Linked DNA regions of Homo sapiens: region 2 is linked to region 1. Evidence: chromatin loops called from intact Hi-C (ENCODE). Cell type or tissue: B cell. All regions are shown on one strand. Links, peaks and the distances in the headings refer to the core of each region. The heading gives the core; the rest is flanking DNA.

Region 1 (15,962 bases), core at 7,020-9,519:
TATAAAAAGGTCCATCGTGGCCAGTGCTTTTGGGGACTTGAGATGATGGGTATCCGGTGCCCGGGCCCTGCGTGGTGCCTCAGCTGGATGCTCTGCAGGTGGGGGAGGCCATGTTGGCTGAGGGCAGGGGCTCAGGCAAGGGCAGTGGGGTGGCTGAGCCTGCACAAGTTGGTGCACCCCTGTCTGGGTCTTTTTCTTAAAACTGCAAGTCCAGCCTTATCTCTGAGACCTCCTGAGGCTGGAACCTGCCATCAGACAGGCTTACAGTTCTAGCCCTGGTAACTGCAATGATGCGGATGCCTCTGTGACTGGCAGAGCAGAGGGAGGAGCGACAGGGCAGTGGTGACCGGAGGTCTCAGGGAGGTTGACAAAGACAAGGGCGGAGGAAAGGCCCCTCACGTGGACTGGAGGTACAGTACTGACCTGTGGAGTGCTCAGGAGAGGGCAGGGGTGGCGCGGCCTGAGGGCATGTCCTGGGGAGGGTCAGGAGGTGGGAGGGAGGCACTCGACAGGCACTGCAAAGAGGAGGGAATCCAGGGTCAAGGGCTGGCTCCCTTTCTGCCCTGTTTAGGATGAGGGTCTCGGGGAAGAAGGGGTGGCCAGGCCGAGGAGACCTGTGGCGCTGGGAGCTGGGACTCAGTGAGGTCCTGGAGGTGGTGAGGGCCCAGAGGTGACAGCTGGTGACCCAGCCGGCCTGGCTGCTGCTGTGGGAAGGTCGGGGGTAGAGGAGATGGAGGACAGGCTGAGGCTGCCGCTAGTCAGCGCTTCCGGCTGATAGAAGGGGGCTGAGTGGGCTCTGCAGGCCTGGTTGACAGTATGTGGATCACATTGACTTTGGACCTTTATTTTTGTCTGAGACTGACCAAGCAAAATAATCAGGCTGGGCTGGGTGCAGTGACTTAACGCCTGTAATACCAGCACTTTGGGAGGCTGAGGCAGGTGGATCACCTGAGGTCAGGAGTTCGAGACCAGCCTGGCCAACATGGTGAAACCCCGTCTCTACTAAAAATACAAAATTATTCGGGTGTGGTGGCAGACGCCTGTAATCCCAGCTACTCGGGAGGCTGAGACACAAGATTCGCTTGAACCTGGGAGGCGGAGGTTGCGGTGAGCCAAGATTGCGCCATTGCACTCCAGCCTGGGTGACAAGAGCAAAACTCTGTCTCAAAAAAAAAAAAAAAAAAAAAGCTCCATCTCAAAAACAAAGACAAACCAACAACAACAACAACAAAAAGCAGGCTGAAGGAATAAACAACTCATTAGTTACGACTTAACACATGCAGGGCTTCAAGCACACAAAATCCTAAAGCCCAGACCATTTTACATTTTATTTGAATTTGGTGGAATTCCTAGAAACATTTCCCTTCCCAGTTGTATGAGTTTCCTATTGCTGTGTAACAAAGCACCACTCACTTAGTGGCTGAAAATGGCAAAAGTTTATTTGCCCTAGTTGGGCTGAAACTGGTGTCATCGTCAGCTGGCCAAGCTCCCTCCCGAGGCACTGGAGGAGAACTGTTGGCCCGCCCCAGTCAGCTTCTGGAGGCTGGAGGAGAGCCGTTCACCCCCCTGGTCAGCTTCTGGGGGCTGGAGGAAAACTGCCCCCCTGGTCAGCTTCTGGGGGCTGGCCTCATTCCTTGGCTCCCGGCTCCTGCCCTGCCTCCATTGTCACATCGCTGTCTTTCTCCTCCTCTTTATTTTCTCCTTTTAGAGACAGGGTCTCACTTTGTTGCCCAGGTGGAGTGCGGTGGCACAATCATAGCTCACTACAGCCTTGAACTCCTGGCTCAAGCCATCCTCCTGCCTCAGCCTCTTGAGTAGCTGGGACCCCAGGCATGTGCCACCATGCCCAGCTAATTTTTTCTGTTTTTTTTTTTTGGTAGAGATGGGGTCTCACTATGTTGCCCAGGCTGATCTTGAACTCTTAGCCTCAAGTGATCCTCCTGCCTTAGCTTCTCAAAGGGTTGGGATTGCAGGCACGAGCCACCGCGCCTAGCTTCTGTCTTCTTCTGCCATGTTCAAATTTCCAGGATAATCTCCTTGTCCTGGGAGCCTTAGTTTACTCACATCTGCAGATCCGTATTGCCGTATGGCTTTCACAGTCCCAGGGATTAGGGCCTGGATATCTTTGGGGATCGCTATTCAGCCTACAGCAGGCTCCTCACTTGTCTTCGAAATGACTTCACTTTTCCCATTGTGTGCGAGGAGCACCCGTCTCATGCCTCTTCTCTGGGATGGGCAGGGTTTGTCCAGGGAAGGTCCCTGTGGTTTCACTTCCCTGCCCTTGGGGAGAGGCGGGAGCCATCCTGGAAACAGGTGTCCTGGGAAGGAAGACAAGCCTTGCTCAGGATGCAAGCCCCAGTCATGAGAGGTTGTGGGAGGTCACTCATGCTGTGCCTTTTTAGGAGGTGGGGTCGTTACCAGTTCCAAACTGGATACTCCACACAGTGCTCATGCAGTTTTACCTGTGGTTTTGGGGGCCACCGTTGCAGAAGTTGCCTAGATTCTTCCATGAAGGAGCCTCTTGCCTCGGGCTCCGGGCAAGGAACTCTTGTGTTAGAAGTTCCCTTCTTCTGTGTCTTTTAAGGTCTGGACTTCAGTGAAAGAGAAAAGAAACATCTAGTTTGTTCTTTCTGTTTTTCTTTTCTTTCTGCTTTTCCATGCACTTGCTGTCCCCAACTCTGTAATCATGGTGATACCCGATACGCATACACACTCTACTCACATATCTTTTCCTACATCTTTGTGTCCCTTAGCAGTGATCTTAGTTGTCCTTCCAGCATGCCTGAAAAAGGGCTGAGTCTGTGGATTGAAGCGTCCAGTTGTAGGCATTCTCCTGCCCTGCCTGGCCGCAGCCCCCAGAGGCGGGATCCTAAGTGGTCTGTTTTCTCAGGCATTTACTGCTGTTGAAGCTGCTCCTTTAAAGCTTAAGACATTCTTTTTTTATTTCTCCCAAAGGCCGTGGGGAGGTTTAGCTCTCCTCTGTCCCACCAGCCTCCCTGTCCCTCTATGTGCCATCATAATCACTGCATTTTTGGTGAAATCGACAGTCCTTGCTCTTGTGTGACTGTAAGCATTGCTCATTACTGCGCCAAGGAGTGCCCTGAGCACAGGTCCTCTCGCACAGCCCTGTGGATTAGCATCTTCTAGTCACCCACCTATCAAAATGGTTTGTTTTTCATTGCATCCAGGACACTAGCCCCATCCCCACCCCTTTGGGATTGGAGCCTTCTCCCTGCTCTCGTTTGCCCTGGTCTCCAGGAGACCTGCTGCGCCGCTGTCACCTGCATTTCCCGCTGCTGTCCTCCATCTGTGGGGCTCCCTGTGCACTGGGTCCTGCTCTTCTCTCTCTGCTTGGCTCACTCCTCGTTTTGCTGAAGTCCTACTCTTTTGATACCTAAGAAACATCACATAGGTATTTTTTTTGGTCCTTGATTTAGAAAACATCTTTATTTTACTCTCCAATTACCTTTTAACTTAGCTGGGTATAAAATTTTAGACAATGATTTTTTCGGAATTTTGAAAATGTTGCTTCATTGCATTTGGTTTCTGTGCTGTTGAGGTCTGACGCCATTCTGATTTCAGTTCTTCTGTGTGTGATCTCTCCTGCCTCAAGCTCATAGAAGCGGCTCTTTTCCCTCAGTGTTCTGAGAAGCCCGATAATGGCATCTGCTTCCGTTTATTGTGCTGGGCACTCCGTGGGCCCTTTCAGTCTGAGGATAGAAGTTTTTAAATTTCAAAGATAATTTTCTTTCAGTTTTGCTGTTTTCTCTTTCTGGAACTTTTATTTGGAGGTTGGACCTCCTAGGTTGATCCTCTAATTCTCTTTTTTCTCATCTTGTTGATCTCTTTGATGTTTGTTCAATTTTTTTTTTAAGAGACGGAGTCTCACTCTTTTGCCCAGGCTGGAGTGCAGTGGTGCAGTCATAGCTCGCTGCAGCCCCAAACTCCTGGGCTCAAGCGATCCCCCTGCCTCAACCTCCTGAGTAGCTGGGAACACAAGCATGCACCCCCACAACTGGCAATTTTTACTTTTCATTTTATTTTTTCATAGTCTCGTCATGTTGCCCCTTTGCTGTTTCTAAGAAGTCAGTCACTCTGGTAGCTGCGTTGCTCCTTTATGTTATATGATGAGGTGCTTTCAAGCTCCTCCTGGGATTTTTGGCTTCCAGCAGTTTGATTGTGATGTTCTTAGGAGGGTTTGCTTTGTATTTGTCCTGCTCAGGGTTTGTTGAACTTCTTGGATATGTAATTTTTCACCATCTTCAAACTGCTATTAAGTTTCGTGCATTTTAAAATTTCAGTTACAGTAGTTTTTATTTCTAGAATTTTCACTTATTTTTTATGGTTGCCATTTCTCTGCTCTGTCATTTGTTTATTGTGATCATACTGTCATTAAATCTTTGAACACATACTAGCGGCTTTAATGTTCTTTTCTGCTAATTTCAACACCTGCATTACCTCAGGATCAATTTCTATTGGCTTCTTCCAACTATGGGCCACATCTTCCTGTTTCTTTGAACATCTAGTGTTATTTGATGGTGTACTGGACATTGTAGATGGTAACTGTAGTGACTTCTTTTTTCTGAAGAGTGTTGATTTTTGTTCTGGAAGTTAATTTGTCTGGACTCAAATGAAAATCTCTGCTGCAGTCTCTGCTTGGTGCTGTTGACCTTCCGGCTGCCTCCTTCTGCTGGACTCTGGGGTCTCTCTGTGCATGGATGGCTCACCACTGGCCAGGACCTAGGCAGAATTTACTAACAGATCTCACGACTGCCTCTTCCCCAGTGACCTCCTTTCTGAGATATGCCCCTCACTGTTCAGCCACCCAGCCCTCCCCAAGCCCTATCTTGGACTCTTCAAGCTGGGAGGATCACAACTTCTACCTGTGCTCTAGCCATTTTTAGAAACACTTGTTTTAGTTGGTGCAGCTCTCTCCTTTCAGGGGACAACTCCCCTCCACTTTCTGCCTGCTTTTCATAGCTCTCCAGGACCTCCCAGAGTTGGTTTTTGTGTCTTGTGTCTGGTTGGAACTTGATTTAGCAGCGTGGGAGGATGTGGGAACTGTCAATTTACGGACAGAGCTGCCGGCACTTTGATTAGTAGCCAGGCATTGGTCTTTGGCAGTTTGCTTGTTTTTCTCATAGAGCGTTCAAGTGATCAGGGAGCTAGCACTCCAGTTAAAAGAAAGTTCTTCCCCTACCAACACCTGACTTCTGGATCTTAAGTGTTAGCCTAGAATAGATGCATTTCCTGGATGGGTCAACTAACCTGATGAGCCTGGTGGCAGAGAGACTGTGCGTCCTTTATTGCCTTCCTCTGATGCGAGCACCATAAGGATAGGGCCTATGGGCTCTTCTTTGACTTTCCAGAGGCCCATGACCCCTGGACCCCTGGACCCCACGCAGGTGTGCTAGGCTGGGTCTCCTCCAGGCTCACTGAGGGTGGGAGGAAAGGCTCAGCCTGGCCTGTGGCTGCTGTTCCGCGGTCTTCACCTCACCCCCACAGTCTTTTCTAACTCTGTGCTGCAGTTTGTCTATAAAATAAGGTTGTTGTGAGGTTTAAATAGCATGATGTGTGGAAAACGGTTAGGAGCAGTGGCTGATACCTGGGAGTCCTGGTCACCATTAGCGATGGTGCTGGTGGCATCGCTGCAGGCTTGCACTCTGCTGGGAACAGGTGCTCGCCTCGGAGGCGCCCAGGCCTTCACTGAGTGCATCTGGGTCTGGCCCCCACTGTGTGCCAGGCTGCTGGAGACAGCAGTGCCGCGGGCTCTGCTGAGCTGGAGTGCAGTGAAGGTGCTTTAGGCAGGGTGAGGGGCTGGCTTGCCCCGCCTGCCAGAGCGCCCTGCACTCCAGGGGCCTGGAGTCCAGCCTGGGAGTTAGTAGACAATCGTGTGGAAGAGGGACAGCTCTGTGGATTCCAGCCTTTAGCAGCCAGATTCCTCCCTGCGAGGCTGGGGACGTTGGCCCTGGGAGGAGGAGGACTGCCTGGGCCCGCCCCTCCTAGGAGTTCCTGTGCCTGCTGGCACAAATTATCACCAGCGAGGGGCTAGCCCAGTAGCAGCCCCCGGTCCCGTCACAGTTCTGGAGACTGGAAGCCTGAAGTCAAGGTGTGGCAGAGCTGTGACCCCTCCGAAGGCTTTAGGGGGAGACCCTTCCTGCCTCTCCCAGCTTCCAGGGCTCCCGGCATTGCTAGGCTTGTGTTTGCATTGCTCCAGTCCCTGCCTCTGTCCCCATGTGGCATTCTCTCACGTGGCTTTCTCTGGGTCTGTGTGTCCCTTTTGCCTCCCTCTTTTACGGACACCTGTGATTGCATTTAGGACCCACCTGGGAAATTCAGGATCATTGCCTCATCTCAGAATCCTTAACATAATCCTTTTCCAAATAGGGTCACAATCACAGCTTCTGGGGATTGGGCCCTGGTATCTTTGGGGCTGCCGTTTGCCCCACTGCACCTGCCTAGACCTGGGGGTGGTGAGGAGCCACGTGAGGAGGTCACAAGGGCACAGCGCTTCAGGCCCCAGGAGCCTCCCCGGCTGCCCTCCTCTGTAACACGGGGTCTGTCCCCGGCTGCCCTCCTCTGTAACACGGGGTCTGTCCTGGCTGCCCTCCTCTGTAACACGGGGTCTGTCCCGGCTGCCCTCCTCTGTAACACGGGGTCTGTCCCCGGCTGCCCTCCTCTGTAACACGGGGTCTGTCCCGGCTGCCCTCCTCTGTTACATGGGGTCTGTCCCGGCTGCCCTGTGGGCAGGACAGGTGCACAGCTTGTCCTTAACACGCTTGGTGCTGAAGAGGCTCACAGTACTGTGAACATTGGCAATGATTTTGTCTTTCTGAGAGTGGATAAGATACTAAAAGCAAAAGGACCCCTTCAGGCCTAGTGAACACAAAACAGTGGTGGAACCCTCTGTGTCTTTTTCCCTTGAATCCTGTAGGTGGGTTACCAGGTGTCGGTGAATAGGAGAATCACATGTAGGAGGCTGATTGGAAATAAGACCCATTTGTTGATGAGAAAAATTGGTTTCAGTCTTTCTGGGGTGTTTTGGGCTAAGGAGAGGCCCGCCAGGGCCAGGGATGGAGAGTGAGGCCGGGGTCCGAGGGCCGGGGATGGAGAGTGAGGCCGGGGTCCGAGGGCCGGGGATGGACAGTGAGGCCGGGGTCCGAGGGCTGGGGATGGAGAGTGAGGCCGGGGTCTGGGCTGTGCTTGTCCTTTCCTGTCCTTTACCTGCCACTGTGGGTTTTGTCCAAGGAAGCAGGTATGAGGGAATGAAGGGGTGGGGGGCGCAGAGGTGACATGTCCAGGTGGGGTGATGGGGGACCTCCGAGGTGCCAGCAAGGAGGAGGAGAAGAACATGGACGTTGGAATGAGCCAGGTTTAAACACAGCCTCTCTCCAGGGCTAGACTTGCCAGGTACAGTGTTGCCGCACAGCATTTGGGGCGCACTCATACTAGGAAGTTGTCATGTATCTGAGATTCACATTTAACTGGGTATCCTGTATTTTTTTTTTTTTCTAAATCTGGCAACTCCATTTATAGTCTCACTCTGCACAGATTTAAAAACCACAAACAGAAGTAAATATCAAGTAGAGATAAAAAGGGAAAGTCAAATACAAATGGAAAGGAAGAATTGAGGAGGTTTGACCTTCAGTGTTCCAAAGATACTGAAATAGTGTTTGTTTCTGGAATCAGGAAGTTTCATCAGCTGTGGCGCACGGGGGTATCCTGGAGGGCTGTGGCCTCCGTGTGTCCTGTTCACTTTTCCTGAAGCCAGGTCATCACCAGGCCGGTGCCCAGAGTGAGCTCACAGGGCAGGCCCTGCTGGACTGACCGCAGGGTCAGGTTGGCGCCTGTGACGTGGCTTTGGGCCCTGGCCGTTGTGGTCTGGGGTGGGTGGGGTTGGGGGCTTGGCTCCCGCTCTTGTCTGAGTGTCTTTGTGGTGTGGTGCTTCTGCAGGATTGGAGTTTCTGGAGTTCACGTTGTGTGGCCTTCAAAACCACAGAGACACGGGCAGGTGGGGCCTGCTGTGCTCAGCCCCTCCCAGCCTCTTGTGACTGGTGGGCTCCGCTCCCCCTGCTTACAGAAGTGGTTCCTCCTGCCCCTTGCACGGGGGCCTGTGTGTGTGCCCACAGCACCACATCAGAAAGCCCCGGAAGGCTGTGGGGTGACGTCTCTGTGCATGAGAAGGGAGGCGCCCCAGGAGTGAACAGGCACAGCCGGAGTGTGGGGCCCCTGCTCTGTGGCTAGGTTCTCAGAGCCTAGAGGCTGGGGGTGTTGGAGGAGTCATTGGGGGCCTCAGGTAGGAGGTGAGCTATGAGCTGAGCCACAGAGTCGTGGGGGGAGGAGAGAGGGCCCGTTTCAAGAGAGAGTGATTTTTGCAAATGGTGTCCTCCTGCATGGCCTGGCCCTGCTGTGCACTGTGGCATTGGGCTGTCTTAACTGTCTGTGACCCCGGGGCAGCTGGCCCTGGGAGTTCAGGACCGTCACTGGTTGCCTGTTCGTAGTTGCCCACCTGGAGCTGCTGCAGAAGCCACGAGACAGTTCTTGAATGAATAAACGAATGAATGAGTGAGCAGGAAAATCATGGGGCCACGAGGAAGTGGGTCTGACCGAGGGGGATGTTGAGGTTTGGGGAGGGACCCAGTGAGAGAGCCTCAAGAGGCTGGACCCAGTGGGACAGGTGCTTGGGCAGGGATTAGGAAGTGGGGAAGGACAAAGCGCTGGCAGCTGTGGGCAGGAGGAGGGTGAGGGCAGGGTGGGCCGGCAAGTGGGGTACAGCGGGGAGTCCAGCAGGAGGTGTGGCCACCATGCAAGGTGAGCCTCGGTACGGCGACCTAGGCAGGGAGGATGTGGGAGGGCCTCCGACTGGATGGGGACACAGGTGACAGCCACAGGGCACCTGCTGGCTCCCCCAGTCTCACCTCTGTGGCCCTTGCTGGAGGACACTGGAACCAGCAGTGCTGTATTTCAGCATCTGTGCAGATACTCTGTCCCTGGAGGCTCTTTTGCTTCATGGACTCTGGGTCCTTGGAGGATCCTGCAGAGTTTCCCCTCCTTGGGAGAAGCCCCCTCCTCTTCCTCAGCAACTTGAGCTTGCCCTGGTAGTGGGGGGAACAAGAGGAAGGAGGAACTAAGCCAGCTTGTCTCCCTGGGTGCCTGGCTTCCCCCCGCCCCACAGACCTGCCCCTGATGTGTTCTCTAGAAGTAAAACGGAGCTACAGAAGCTAAAGCCAGTGTTCACACTTTATGTGATTAGTATTAGTGTGATGTTAGCACAACTATTTCTTCAACTTTATATGACTTTCTGAATGCTACTTCCTTTTACTGTTGCTGGACTGTAATAGTATATACCTTTTTCTCAAGTGTTCAAAGAAACGAAGCATTCTGAAAGTTGCCAGTCTTTAATTTCTTCTTTACCTCTTATTTCTTTCCCCTAATCATTCATGTTTGCCATACTTCTGAATTCTAAAAGCTGCATTAGTTTTTGAGTGAATTCTCTTGTAAGCACTGAGTCGCTGTGCTGCTGCCTAGCAATGTGTGGGATCTTTCTGAGACTGACAATGGAAGAGGAAGAAAGCGCATTTGCTCCATGAGGCCGGAATTGAGGCATTTAATGTGTGTGTCCCTGATGCTCAGCCTCTTGGTTTCTTTGGATTTGAAATGTTAAAACCTCAAGAAGTGACATTTATTAAAAACCCACGAAAAACTATGCATGATGACAAAATGCTGACCTGGGACATTTTATGTATTGTACTTTTCAGTTCAGCCTAATGTATTATTCAAAAACTATGCATATTTATTCAAAAACTACTCATAATGTTGGTGGCTGCTGACCTGCTGCCTAAACGTAGGTTATTAGTATTCAGATTCAGGAGACTAAAGCTACCCAGGAACTGAGACACTCTTGAGAACCAGGTAGTTTTTGTTAGTGGAAACGTGAGCTTTGAGGGAGGCCGCTTTCTCCCGGGAGTGTGCTGGTGGAGAGGGAGGCAGCTGGGGCTGCACTGTAGAGCCCGGACTGCAGTCAGCCAGCCTGGCTTTGAATCCTAACTGCCTCCAGTCGTGGTGCTGGAGCCTCGGTTTCCTCATTTGTAAAACGGGATAATTAGACTTCGCTTGTGAGATTATGATCAGTTCGGCTTCTTTTTAGCCGCTTTTCCCCATTCTGTAGAGTTTGTCTCTGGTGTATCTGGTGTGATTTCCTTAATCACCTCCTCACAGAGTAGATTTCAGGGACCATTTTTGAAACTACCTGCTTTACATTGCCACCTAGATATAAGTACAGCACCATTTTGTGCTTATAGCAGGAATGGCAGCAAGTCAAACGACCCTGGAGCTATTTTGCATCACGTGGCACGTTGGTTCGCTGCCGCTGTGCAGCACACTGCGTCTGTAGCTGCAAGGCTTCTGGGATCAGGAGTCCTGCCTGGTGAGGCTCACGCAGGGCTGTGATCAAGGCGTTGGCCAGGGCTGTGCGATGAGGATTCGTTTCCATGCACACTCATGAGGCTGCTGGCAGCCTCAGAAGATCCATTTCCAGGGTCGCTAATATCGCTGTTAGAAGACCTCACATCCCTGCTGGCTGTTGGCCAGAGACATCCATTCCTTGTCACGTGGGCGGCTTCCTTGGGCAGCTCACAGCCAGGCAGTGACTTCCCTGAGAGGGAGTGAGGGAGAGCATGAGCGAGACGAAAGCCATGGTCTTTTGAAAACCTCATCTTGGAAGTGACATCCTATCTCTTTTGCACATTCTGTTTGTTAGAAGCGAGTCGCTAGGTCCAGCCTACACCCCAGTGGAGGGACTGCAGGGGCAGGATGACCAGGAGGTGGTGTCATGGGGGCCATCTCAGAGACCACCTGTCACTGTGCACCTGCTGGTCCCAGAGATTCATGTCCCTCCCATGTACAAAATACACTCCCCGCAAGGTCCTTCCATGACAGCATCTGCTCAGAGTCCCGCGTCATCCTCTAAACTGGCTCTAGGTGGGCTGAGATGCAGCTCCTGGGGTGCACGGTACCCCGGTCTATTGACCTGAACTAGAGAGACACGCCGTCAGCTCATCCAACCACAGCCACGGTGCCATCATGGCAAGCACCACAGGCCAGACCTTCCTGTTCAAAATGAGGGAAAATGGAGGCAGGAAGGAGCCTCAGATGTGCCTCACTTCCGAGACCCAGCCTGGCAGATGGTGGCAGTTCAGAGGCAGGAAGGAGCCTCAGGTGGGCCTCACTTCCGAGACCCAGCCTGGCAGATGGTGGCAGTTCCTTGTTCAAGTGTCATGATTTGGGACTGATAACTGTCCCTCTGCCCTTGGAGGCTTTGATTCCTCTCTCTGACTCATGCTTTCCTTTGTTTGAAACACAGCAGCTGCTTGCAGTTGAGTTGTTTTCTCAGCCTGCTTCCTGCTGATAGGATTTCCGGGTCCAGCACCCACTTTTTATTTTGTACTGCCTCTGACCCTTGTAGTTCAAGCTGGCAGTGATAGTTCTAACTTTATGGGCCTCCTGGGAGTCTCACTGGTGTCCATTCCATCAGGCACGAGCCATACCTGGCATCCCTCTGAGATGAGCCCTGCTCTGCCTTGGGGTCCTGAAGGGTGAGGACTAATGCCCATAAGCTTCTCAGGGCCTGGCTATTCCATGAGAGGCTGTGAGGCCCACCCTTCGTCTCTTTACAGAGGCTCCAGCCATCTTGTTGGTGCTCAGCACACAGCACCATTGTCTTGATGTCACATGCACAGCAGGCTTGCCTTGGACAGAAGCGGAAGGAGGAGCTGGCTGGCTGGAGCATTGGGGGCCGCCTGGCAGTGGGCTGCTCAGAGGAGAGTCAGTGGCAGGAGGTGCGATGACGATGACATGAGTTTAGAGGAGGGTGTGGAGACGAGGAGACGGATGCAGGTATCACTCCACCATGGGGAGTGTGAGTGTGGGGGCAAAGGCTGATTTGGGAAGTCCCGCTCGATAAGCGGCACAGCCTTTCCACCCCTGTTTCATCTAAATTTCTTTAGCATAACTGGAGTTGAATATTTGGGCTCCTGTCCTGCCTTGCTTGTAGACATGTGGCACCCTCTGCTCCTCAGTCAGGCACTGGCCTTGATGACATTTCCTTCCTTAAACACAAATAGCTGTTGGTCTGCTCCGGCACCGAAGCCTCAGGATCACTGCACAGGGCCTGGGGAGGCAGTAACTGGTGCAGGGGACCGAGCAGGGAGCAGAGAGTGGTCCCGGGTGTCTGAGCCCACCCTCTGTGGCACTCTGCTTCTGTTTGGGTAGGGAATGTCCTGGGGGACGCTGGTGGGTGGGAACAACACAGCTCTTGCCTTGTGAACCCGGCAAGTAGCAACAGCCCTCACTGGAGGAGCTGGGTTGGGCTGGGTAGAGGGGTGATGGGGTGATGGGGTTTGGGGTCAGGGAGTGACGGTGGATTCCAGGTGCTTTTTTGGAGGCTTCTTCCTAGCTCCTCATTTTAGGCAACTAAGCAATGTGCCAGGGTGGGTTTTCGTCAGTTTCCGATGTTTGGTTTCCTTCTCATCACATCACTCTCTTTTCTGAGTTGGTGCTGACCAAGTTTGTTGTTGATGGATGTGGGGTTTGGAGTGAGCCCATCGTTCACACCTCTTAACTGCCTCCCCCCACAAGCTTAGGAGCTTTATGGGATGTGTTGCCGCTGGCTGCTTTTCTGGTCCTAGGATACGGCCTTTGCCGACGTGTTGCCGCCGGCTGCTTTTCCGGTCCTGGGATACGGCCTTTGCCGACGCACCTTGCTCTTAGGCAGACTGTCTTGGACATGAGCCCGCGCACCGCTGGGGACAGGCCACGCTGCGGCAGCGTGTGCACACGGCATGAGGTCCGTCTCCACCAAGCCAGCCTGGGGTGGGATGCTGTGGGTCTGAAGAGAGGAGGCCAGGTAGATTTTCGTAAAACTAGGAGTTATTTATTTTATTCATGATTATGATGGCCTTTATGTAAAACTTCATCAACCCTCTTACTTTTACTTTTTTAGTACAAAAAAGTTCTTTTTAGAAAATGTAGAAAACATGCACAGAAATAATTGCATTCAGACACTTGAGAAAGTCAAGAATGTTTCAGTCAAATAGGTTCTTGGCACCCTTCCCTCCTCCCCTCACTCGGCAGGCGTGGATCGCGCACCTGCCCTGGGCCGTGGGTGTGCCAGCCTCGAGGCCTCGTGGCCCCTGCTCGTGCCTAGAACTGTGCCTGGCATGGAGAGAGCGCTCCCCACTGTGAAGTGTGTGGACAGATGGCAGCCTGTTTCCTTGTGTTAGCAGAACTCCTTTAAGTGCCCTGGTGTTTGGGCGGGAGACGCGAAATTCTACACTCAGAAGGTCCTGCCTGACAAACAGTCCTTTTAAAAAGGGTCCTTCCTTCTTTCTTCCCAAAGTTCCAAAAAGTCTCTTAGAAAGAGCAGGGCATATTTTCCTTACCTGGTGTATTTGGGTTCCAGCCAGACTCACCAGGATGACTGGGGGCGCCTGGGCAGAGGAAGCGTGCAGGGGCTTAGGAAGCATGGCTGGTGTTTGTGCGATTCTTGGAGTGGTGCCTTGGTGAGCTGCCCCAGGACCATGCGGTCAGGTGTGCGGGCAGCTCTGGGCCCAGGGGCCGTGTGCACAGTGCCCGTCCATCTGGTGCTGCTAGGGCCCTGGCCCTGAGCTGGTTGGGGAATTGCAGGTCTGCGTCTGCTGTGTTCCTCCCAACGCCTGCAGCACCCCAATTTTTGGCCAGACAGGGCCGGTGCACTTCAGGAGGTGAACAGAAAGAAACACATGTGACGATCTCAACAGCCGGCGTTAGTAAGAGGCTGTGTCCTCGACGCGAGGGATTCTGTTCACTGTCACAGGACTCAGGGCAGGTTTAGATGTGAAGCGTGTTGGCTCGGCGCTCCTCTTGCTGCAGGCGGGCCGTGGCACTGAAATGGCGAGGCACCCTCCCCGTTTGCAGATTGTAAGTCTTGGAGCGGGGCTAGCGATTCGTACTTATTTCCGCGGGCGGCTGGGGTGCGAGGTGTATGGGGAGAACAGCTGGTCTGTGGTGCTGCGTGCTCTGGGTGGCCTGTGCAGCCCTGTGATGGTCTCCCCAGGCCACCACCTGGCTGCCTAAGGCCCACGCACCTGCAGGCTCTGTGTTCTTAGGTGTCTGGTGGCAGATTCTCATGCCTTTGTGTGAGACTTGTCTTTTTCTTCTGAAAGTTTTGTGGGACTTTTTTCATCTCCCTGCTCAGGGCTTGGTGGGCCCTTTGCATTCGAAGATTCTTGTCTGCCTTTAGCTCTGGGAAGCGGCTGGCGCCGTTCAGGGCTGGGAGCCGCTCTGTCAGGATTGTGCTGTCATCTGTTGCATCCCGGGTTACCTGTGCCCTCCCAGGCCCTTTGTTGAAGGCTGAGAGGTCTTCCTGGAAGGGACTGTTTTCCTTATGTTGCAGCCTGAGCCTGCGTGGAGTCCCAGACGCGGTCGGCACTCGCAGCACTGCTGAATGGCAGGTGTCCGCTGAGGGGAACCGGGCAGGGGAGGAGCTGGGACCTGGGAATGGCAGGTGTCCTCTGAGGAGAGCTGAGCAGGAGAGGAGCTGGGACTCGGGAATGGCAGGTGTCTGCTGAGGGGAACCGTGTTGAGGAGGAGCTGGGACTCGGGAATGGCAGGTGTCTGCTGAGGGGAACCGTGTTGAGGAGGAGCTGGGACTCGGGAATGGCAGGTGTCTGCTGAGGGGAACCGTGTTGAGGAGGAGCTGGGACTCGGGAATGGCAGGTGTCTGCTGAGGGGAACCGTGTTGAGGAGGAGCTGGGACTCGGGAATGGCAGGTGTCTGCTGAGGAGAACCGGGTGGGAGAGGAGCTGGGATCCGGGAATGGCAGGTGTCCGCTGAGGGGAACCGTGCAGGGGAGGAGCTGGGACCCTGGAATGGCAGGTGTCCGCTGAGGGGAACCGTGCAGGGGAGGAGCTGGGACCCAGGAATGGCAGGTGTCCGCTGAGGGGAACCGTGTGGGGGAGGAGCTGGGACCCGGGAAATGGCAGGTGTCCTCTGAGGAGAGCTGAGCAGGAGAGGAGCTGGGGCCTGGGAATGGCAGGTGTCTGCTGAGGGGAACTGTGTTGAGGAGGAGCTGGGACCTGGGAATGGCAGGTGTCCGCTGAGGGGAACCGTGTGGGGGAGGAGCTGGGACCCTGGAATGGCAGGTGTCCGCTGAGGGGAACCGTGCAGGGGAGGAGCTGGGACCTGGGAATGGCAGGTGTCCTCTGAGGAGAGCTGAGCAGGAGAGGAGCTGGGACTCGGGAATGGCAGGTGTCTGCTGAGGGGAACCGTGTTGAGGAGGAGCTGGGACTTGGGAATGGCAGGTGTCTGCTGAGAACTGGGTGGGAGAGGAGCTGGGATCCGGGAATGGCAGGTGTCCGCTGAGGGGAACCGTGCAGGGGAGGAGCTGGGACCCTGGAATGGCAGGTGTCCGCTGAGGGGAACCGTGCAGGGGAGGAGCTGGGACCCGGGAATGGCAGGTGTCCGCTGAGGGGAACCGTGTGGGGGAGGAGCTGGGACCCGGGAAATGGCAGGTGTCCTCTGAGGGGAACCGTGTGGGGGAGGAGCTGGGACCCGGGAAATGGCAGGTGTCCTCTGAGGAGAGCTGAGCAGGAGAGGAGCTGGGGCCTGGGAATGGCAGGTGTCTGCTGAGGGGAACTGTGTTGAGGAGGAGCTGGGACCCGGGAATGGCAGGTGTCCGCTGAGGGGAACCGTGTGGGGGAGGAGCTGGGACCCGGGAAATGGCAGGTGTCCTCTGAGGGGAACCGTGTCGGGGAGGAGCTGGGACCCGGGAAATGGCAGGTGTCCTCTGAGGGGAACCGGGCGGGAGAGGAGCTGGGGCCTGGAAGGCCAAGGCAAGGGCTGTCTCCAGTCCACGCTGCACCCCAAGAAGGGAAGTGTGGAGAGGTATTGACTGGTGGCTCAGTAAAATGGCCTGGAAGTGGCCT
Region 2 (7,468 bases), core at 1,663-4,162, 180 kb after region 1:
GGCAGTGAGGCTCAGGCTCCACGGACTGGGGGCGTACACAGCCAGCTGCAGGAGGCACGTGCGGCAGAGCTGGCCCGGAGTCTCGGCCCCTGGGGCTGGCAGGGGCCATAGCCAGAGTCCAAAGGGCCTTGGCCCCTCTGGGATTGGAGAGCCAGTATGGATGGGCAGGGCCGCTGCCTATGCCAGCTGTGAGCTGGTGCGGGGGGTGGGGTGGGGGGTGGTTCCCGGGAGAGCTAGGACACCTGTCGGGGTCCCATCTGCCCCCAGGCCCTCCCTGCGGCAGGCCAGAGGTTCAGTACTGGGGCTTCGGGAGCCACTGGGGAGTGGGTTGGCGGTGGCTGGGCACAGTGGGTGGGCCCAGCGTCCCTGTCCTTTGTCGTGTGGGAAGCCAGAGCTGCAGGCTGTAGTTGTCCTGACACAGGCAGCCTGTCCTGTCTGTTGTGTGCTAGGTTTGGGGGTGCCTGGAGGAGGGGGACCCATACCTTCCTTTCTGTCTGTGGAATTCCTTGGCACGGGCAGGCAGCCGGCCGGGGTGGCGCCGCGTGCTCACCCTCTAAGCCGGGGCACAGCAGGAGGACCCGTTTCCTTGGAGACCTGCTTATTTTGTCTGGGCCATAATGGAATGGGGACACTGGATGTTTTTCCTCTGAGGCCGTGGAGGTTCACATCCCTGCCGAGGTGTGGGTGGCCCCTTTTCCGCTGGTAAACAATCCCACACCTGGGGCTGTGCTTCTCCCCAGGGCGAGGCTACTGTGCCGTTTTCCTGGGCTGCTCAAAAGCTGGGGGCACTCTTGTGGGGCCGTCTGTCTTGCTGCTGCCTCTCCGGGGCAAGCTGTTAGAGCAGCCCCACCCGCAAACCTGCAAACCAGGCTGGCCCCACAGAACCTGAAAACCTGCAAACCGGGCTGGCCCCACAGAACCCACAAACCTGCAGACTGGGCTGGCCCCACAGAACCCGCAAACGGGGGCTGGCCCCACAGAACCCGCCTTTGCAGCTCAGTGCTGAATGTTCTCGTCCCCGGTGGTACCCTGGCCTGAGAGAGGAAGGGCTCTGGGAATTCGGTCACCGACGGCTGCACACCCCGTAGGGTAGGTGGGTTCTGGAGGCCAGGCTGGAAGGCTTGGCCGAGCCACCCATCCCTGTCCCCAGCAGGCCCTGCTGGGCTGTATCCTCCTGGAGACAGGCGTGGCCACCACCCTGGGTGGTTTAGGCTGGGTCTTAGACTCGGCCAAGCGGTGGTGTTCTCAACGCAGCACTGAGTGCAGGCCGTCTGGCTGGAGGGACGGGGAGTCTGCGGCACGTGTGGGCAGCCTGGGGCCTCCTGCGGGAGGGAGCCGGCAACTCGGGTGGTCCAGGGGCAGCGGCATCAGCTTCCTGGGGCTTCTGTAGCAGATGACCCCCAAGAGAGGGCCAAGTGTCCAGAACGGGTTCCTTCTGCAGCCTGGAGGCCAGAAACCCCAAATCAAGGGGTCCTCAGGGTTGGCTTTTTCCAAAAGCTCTTGGGGAGGACCCATGGGAAGGTCCTTCCTGCCCCTTCCAGCCGCTGGTGGCCCCGGCGGCCTCGGCTCGTGGCTGTGCCACTCCAGTCCCTGCGCCTGCTGGCTCCTGCGTGAGCCTCCTCTTCAGTCTCTTGCAGTCTGTGGACTTAGGGCCCACCTGGATGACCCAGGGTGACCCCATCCCGAGACCATCAATTCCATCCGCAGAGGCTCCTGTTCACAGGCCCTGGTATGTGAACACATTTTGTGGGCCACCATTTGGCCGACAACTGGGGCCACTGGGACGGAGAAATATCCAGAATCTGAATCCCAATAAGTCTGTGGGTGTCGTCACATTCAGTCTGGAGGTCACAGCTGGGCTGGAGTCGTGGGAAGGCCCTGGAAGTTCTTGGGTGTAGGAAATCCACATTCCCTCCTTCCCCAGGGACAGGTCCTAGCCTGGCCCCCGATCCCCAGAACCGCCTCACTTGGCCCCGCCACAGCCAGCTCTGCAGAGAGCAGAGAGGGTGACCCTGGCCCAAGGCGATGGCTGCGCCTCACTCATCCTGAGACACTGGGCGTGGCTGTGCATCACGGGGGCCCTGGTGGGGGTCGGGTGGAGACAGGCCTGGCTGGTCTTGGTGCCTGGGGGGCAGAGGTCTCTCTGTGGACAGCTGCCTGTTCAGAATGGGACAGGAGGTGGCTTGGTGACAGCAACCCCCGGGTCCCCAGTGTGGCCCAATTCCCCGTCTCTGTTGGTCACGGGCCTGTAGTGTGGACTCCTGGAGCTTGGCCCGAGCGCACTTGGCACATGGCAGGCGACGGTCTGTGGACAGCTCAGGTCTGCAGGCTCCAGCCTCACACACGGGCAAGTGACTGGGCCCCGCCTTCGGGGATGGACTGTGCGTGGTGGAGAGTGATGCAGAGAGGGCCACTCGCCCTGGGACAGGCTCAGCTTGCAGCACAGACGGTGGTGGGCCCCAGAGAGGGTGAGCCCACCCAGAGCCTAGGAAGGGAGGGCTTTGGAGGCGCAGGGGGACGTTTGAGCTGGGCCTTGAGGGTGAATGGAAGCTTTTGGAGGTGCCCCCTTTTTCCCCCCTTACCTGCTCTCTCCAGCTGGGTCCAGTCCAAGGACCATATCTGCCTCTTTGCCCAGCCTCTGGGGGCCGCCCGGAGCATTTGAAACTCATTTTGACTTTTAAAAATGATTAAGAATGTGGCCAGGCACAGTGGCTCATGTCTGTAATCCCAGCACTTTGGGAGGCGGAGGTGGGAGGATCACCTGAGGTCAGGAGTTCGAGATCAGCCTGGTCAACATGGTGAAACCCCATCTCTACTAAAAATACAAAAATTAGGCAGGTGTGGTAGCAGGTGCCTGTAATCCCAGCTACTCCAGAGGCTGAGGTGGGAAAATCACTTGAACCTGGGAGTTGGAGGTTGCAGTGAGCTGAGATCCCGCCATTGCAGTCCAGCCAAGGCAACAGAGCCAGGCTCTGTCTCAAAAAAAGAAGAGTAAAGAATGAAAACCTGAACTAGGAGGCTCTTGCTACATGAACGCGGCATCTGCCCAGCTCTGGAGAGCCCCCTGCCGGCCACCTTTGGCCACTGCAGCCTGCGGGGGCAGCCTGGACAGAGCTGGCTGGAACCCTGGCCTCTGTCAGGCAGCAGGGAGCGCCTTCAGCAGTTTCTCATTGCCGGGCGCTGGGCCTAGGGATCAGACGGTCCGGCCTCAGAGGCTGCGTGAGACTGAGTGAGGCATTTTCAGTCCTCAGAGGGTGCGAGGGGAGCCAGGAGGGGCACAGACCCCAGGCTGGGGGCACTGCGGGGAAGCTCTCTGGAGGGGCGAGCCTCAGGGGACTTCTGCAGGGTGAATAGGAGTTAGCTCAGCTGTCAGAGGGTAAGGGGTGGAGGGGGGTGAAAAGGGCACTTCAGACATCTTTGAGCACGAATGGGTGTCCCGAAGGGCTGTGTAGGAGCCCTGTTGGGGGGGATAGGAGGCGTGAGGGTGGAGGAGGAGGAGGAGACAGGGCTGGGTTGTAGAGAGCTGGCTAATTGGACCAGTGTTTGTTTGCACCATTGTCTCGGAGCAGCAGGGAGCCATTGAAGGTGCTTGAGCATGGGGAGTGTTTTATATGCTAATGTTGACCCCGGGGTGCAGATGAGCTTGGAGGAAGAGGCTGGCAGGGGCCAGAGAAGGTTCTGATTGAGGTCCAGAAGATGGAGGGCGAGGCTGCCCCAGGCAGCAGCTGCCTGGTTGGGGGATGGGAACCCTGTGGATTGCAGGAATGTTAACAAGGTGGTGATGGACAAGGGGAGGAGGGCCGGCCCGGGAAGGGGGGGCCTTCTAGAGTGGTGCCCCTGGACTGGGGCTGCTTCAGGAGGGCAGAGGAGGGGTGGGAGCCAACACCCACTGCCAGGCTCCAGGCCTTCCTCCACCCGAGACCCACTAGGTGGGGCCACTCCCAAGTGTACAAGAAGCTGCCACCTTGGGGGATGGAGAGGGCTGAGGGTCATGTTATCAAGACTTCTCAGTCCTGCCCATGCCTACCTGGCATGAGCCATCCAGGACACCCTGGTCACCCCGATGTTTGTTCTCTGAGGAGCTGGGATTATGAGCACTTAAGATTCTGACATCAAGGGGCAGCCACGAGGGCACTCAAGAATATTCAGATGGAAACCATCTTAGATCTAATTGGCTCATTAAATGTCTGCGTGGAGGAGCATTTTCTTTCTCAAGCCGGTGAGTCCTGGAGTTAGTGCAACAGCTTTTTCACTGGAGACGTGTTTCTCAGGAAGCAGGTGCGTCTGTAACGTGGGTGAGGTTTGCCTGCCGCTCAGCAACCCCAGCCTCTGTCCAGAGTTGGCGCCGCCCTGAGCCCCGCAGCTCCTGGCCTTCTGCTTGTGTTCTGCTGACTCTGTCCTGCTTCTCTGCGTCTTCCATGCTCTTTCCTCTTACCCTCACGCCTCCTATCCCCCACAACAGGGCTCCTATACAGCCCTTTGGGACACCCGTTTGTGCTCAAAGATGTCTGACGTGCCCTTTTCACCCCCCTCCACCGCTTACCCTCTAACAGCTGAGCTAACTCCTATTTACCCTGCCACACCTAGCGGCTGGCGGCTGTTCCCTGGCTGGCAATTCTGTGGGCCAGGGATCTGGACGGGGCTCAGTGAGGACAGCTCATCTCTGCCCCATGAGGTGCTGCCTGGGGTCCCTCGGGCAGTGGCATTTGGCTATGGTGGGGCCCAAAGGCCCAGGAAAGCACTGTGCCGGCTGTTGGCTGGGTTGCCTCAGTTTCCCTCCAGGAACCTCACCCTCCGATAGGACACCTTGGGCTTCTCAATAGGTTCCAAGAGAGCAGAAGCTGCCAGGCCTCTGACGGTCTTGGGGCAGGGCTGGGAGAGCATCCCTCATGCCACTTTATGCCAGAGCCATCACTGGCTGGCTTCGATTCCAGGGAGGGAGTGGACCAGCCTCTGGAGAAGGAGCGGCCTCTGAGGGCAGGGATAGGGGAAACAGAGTGGCCGGCTTTGCTGCAGTCACACCTGTGTGATATAGCAAAATGGGGCAGGCCCTGTTCTCCCCCCTTTCCCCAAACACACAGGCAAACAGGAAACATGCGCACCCTGTCTTGGGGAAGGGGCAGGGGGGCGGTCAGCAGCCTCTCACCTATGTCTTTCCACCCAAGGCCGAGCACTGGGGGTCTCCTGGTTATGGGCGCTTGGGTGGACACTGAGACCACAGACGGCTTGTGCTCCCTGCCGGCAAGGTGCTCAGCCTGGCAGCCGGGACGGCAGCAGGTGGGGCTGAACCCCAGAGGAGGCGTCCGTGAGAGCACCACAGAGGGGCTGTCGGGGTCAGGGGACTGAAGGGGGCCAGAGGCCAAGAAAAGCATCATGAAAGGTGTCGTTATGTGGCCTGAGTCTGGAAAGGTCTGGGGTGTTCTAGGTGGCCAGGGGTGTGGAGGGTGGGGGTGGCAGCCTCCTGAGTGGAGATGTAGGGGTGTGGAGGGTGGGGACGGCAGCCTCCTGAGTGGAGATGTAGGGGTGTGGAGGGTGGGGACGGCAGCCTCCTGAGTGGAGATGTAGGGGTGTGGAGGGTGGGGACGGCAGCCTCCTGAGTGGAGATGTAGGGGTGTGGAGGGTGGGGACGGCAGCCTCCTGAGTGGAGATGGCAGGCAGACCTGGTGTGCAGAGGGAGCTTTGAGCATTCCCAAGACCGGGGGGGGCTGGGTGGGAGCGGGGGTGGAGCATGAACCCAGGGAGGCCCAGCGAGAGCCTAGTCGTGCGGTGTCCTGGGAGGCCATGGCCCAAGACCTTGGCAGACCAGCATTGGAGATGGGCATCTTCCTCCAGGGCCACTGATGTCAGCTCTGCTGGCATGGATGATGGGGGTGGCTGGCGAGGGTGTCGCGTGGGCACGTGGGAGCCCGAGGCTGGCGGTGGGCTGTGCTCCAGGCCTTGCCCGGTTGACCGTGTCTTCGGGGTGAGTGACGCTCCGCAGACGCCGCATGGAATGCGGGGCCGGCTCCACTCCTTCCGTAATGTGGTTTTTTATAGTCGGGGGACTCATTGTCCCGTGGCCACTGCCAGCTGTCTGTAAGCTCAGGATTAGAGAGCCTGGCCTTTCGTGAGAGCTGGGGCTGTGCCGGCTGAGCCCTTCACAGGGAGGGGTGGACCACGGGGACAGGGAGCGACTGCCTGGCACTGAGTGAGCCAGCCAGCAGACAGCATGACGGCCTTCTCCTTGCCTGCCCCCAGGGCCTGGTGCAGGCTCTCTTCTGCCCACCCTACCCAGCTTGGGGGCCCCACCCCATCACGGCCCTCATGAGCCTCTCGGGGCATCCTCCTGGATGGCATCGCAGCGGGCATTGGCCTCCCCTCCATGCCCACCTCCAATTCTGATCAGGAGCACCCCTCACCCACAGTAGGACTGGAAGCTCTATCGGGCCAGAAGGTGCACAGGGGGCCAGGGGACTTGGACTTGAGTCCACCTCGTGGCTGTGTGATGGTGGACAGGTGGCGTGCCTTCTCTGGGCCTCAGTGTCCTTTTTGCTAAAGTAGGAATGGCGCTGTCCCATGACCCGGTTTGGGGACACTACGTGGAAGGAAGCATCCACAGCACAAGGTGCCGCTCGCCCTCGTGTGCCCGGGGTGGCTGCCAAGGGGCCGGCAGCGTCGCCACGTGTCGGGGCTGGCCTGAGTTCCGTGTCCCTGGAATCTACAGCCTGTGTTCCGTGAAGGCAGAGCATGACTGGGCAGCAGGCAGCGGGGGTTCTAATGCCGAGATTTCCCTTCCCCCCAACTCCTGCCCACCCCGGCGCCTTCCCTCCTGCGTACCTTTCTTTGGGCAATGGGCAGAGGCCCCGGAGCGGGCGGGATTCCTGTGAGGTGACGCCAGCCGGAGTGTCCAGCCGGGTGCAGCCAGCCCAGTGGCCCATTCACGCGGCCGCCAGGGCTTCATTCACCCCTGGCCGGGAGGGCAGCGCCCCCGTGACTCGCAGCTGGGGCTTCTCCACGGGTGGCGGCTGCATCGCTCTGCCAGTGACGCTGGGCTGGTCCCTGGGGGCCCTCCTGCTGCTGTGGGGGTGCAGGGGTGGATGCTGGCCCCAGGATGCTGCACACGGCCTCAGGGCAGCACCCACACACTGGCAGCTCCAGCTTCCCCTGAAAGATGACCGAGGAGGTGGGGAGGACGCGGTGCTGGCCAGCAGTGACGGCTGCAGCATGTGTGGGCAGGTGCCGTGCCACACCTTTTACAAACATCTGAATGCAGCCCTCCCAACAGCCCGGGGGAAGGAAGTGTGGTCACATGGCAGCCTTCCTGGGATGTGACCCCAGCTCCAGGTGGCACAGCTCCCTTCTCCTGTGGCCTTGGAGCCCTGAGGGGACCCTACTTGATGTCTCTGGGGTCTCCTGGCTGCTTCATTTGCCCTCAAGACGGCTGTGGGGGCAGGGTCGCTGGGACCTTGGGGCAGAGGAGGGACTGATC

What was found. A loop is a pair of places that touch in the nucleus more often than their neighbours do. Peaks named below come from ENCODE experiments on the same cell type or tissue, not always from the same donor. Only the 100,000 strongest peaks of a DNase experiment are listed, where the experiment ranks them.
Region 2: it touches region 1 in a loop (4-fold over the local background); 5 of 110 quality-filtered maps call a loop at or near these places.

What each region holds. Positions count from the first base shown.
Region 1 is chr4:3,294,495-3,310,456 of GRCh38, forward strand. All of the region lies in intron 1 of RGS12 (regulator of G protein signaling 12), which reads left to right. Among named protein-coding and RNA genes, the nearest start is that of RGS12, 9.5 kb to the left of the region's middle. RefSeq lists a silencer at 686-881 and enhancers at 8,228-8,277, 8,298-8,357, 9,964-10,613, 13,830-14,548. In B cell, for the core only: no CTCF peak of the experiment used is centred there; DNase peaks (open chromatin) are centred at 8,127 and 8,977; H3K4me3 peaks cover 817 bases; H3K27ac peaks cover 638 bases.
Region 2 is chr4:3,477,629-3,485,096 of GRCh38, forward strand. The region is part of intron 4 of DOK7 (docking protein 7); the gene reads left to right. LOC105374355 (vegetative cell wall protein gp1-like) reads right to left here and starts at 7,209. Exons shown (of 3, transcript XR_007057994.1): 1 at 6,817-7,209. RefSeq lists enhancers at 2,312-2,903, 3,123-4,090, 4,091-5,057, 6,760-7,468. In B cell, for the core only: CTCF peaks have their summits at 3,093 (motif pointing left) and 3,303; DNase peaks (open chromatin) are centred at 3,073 and 3,963.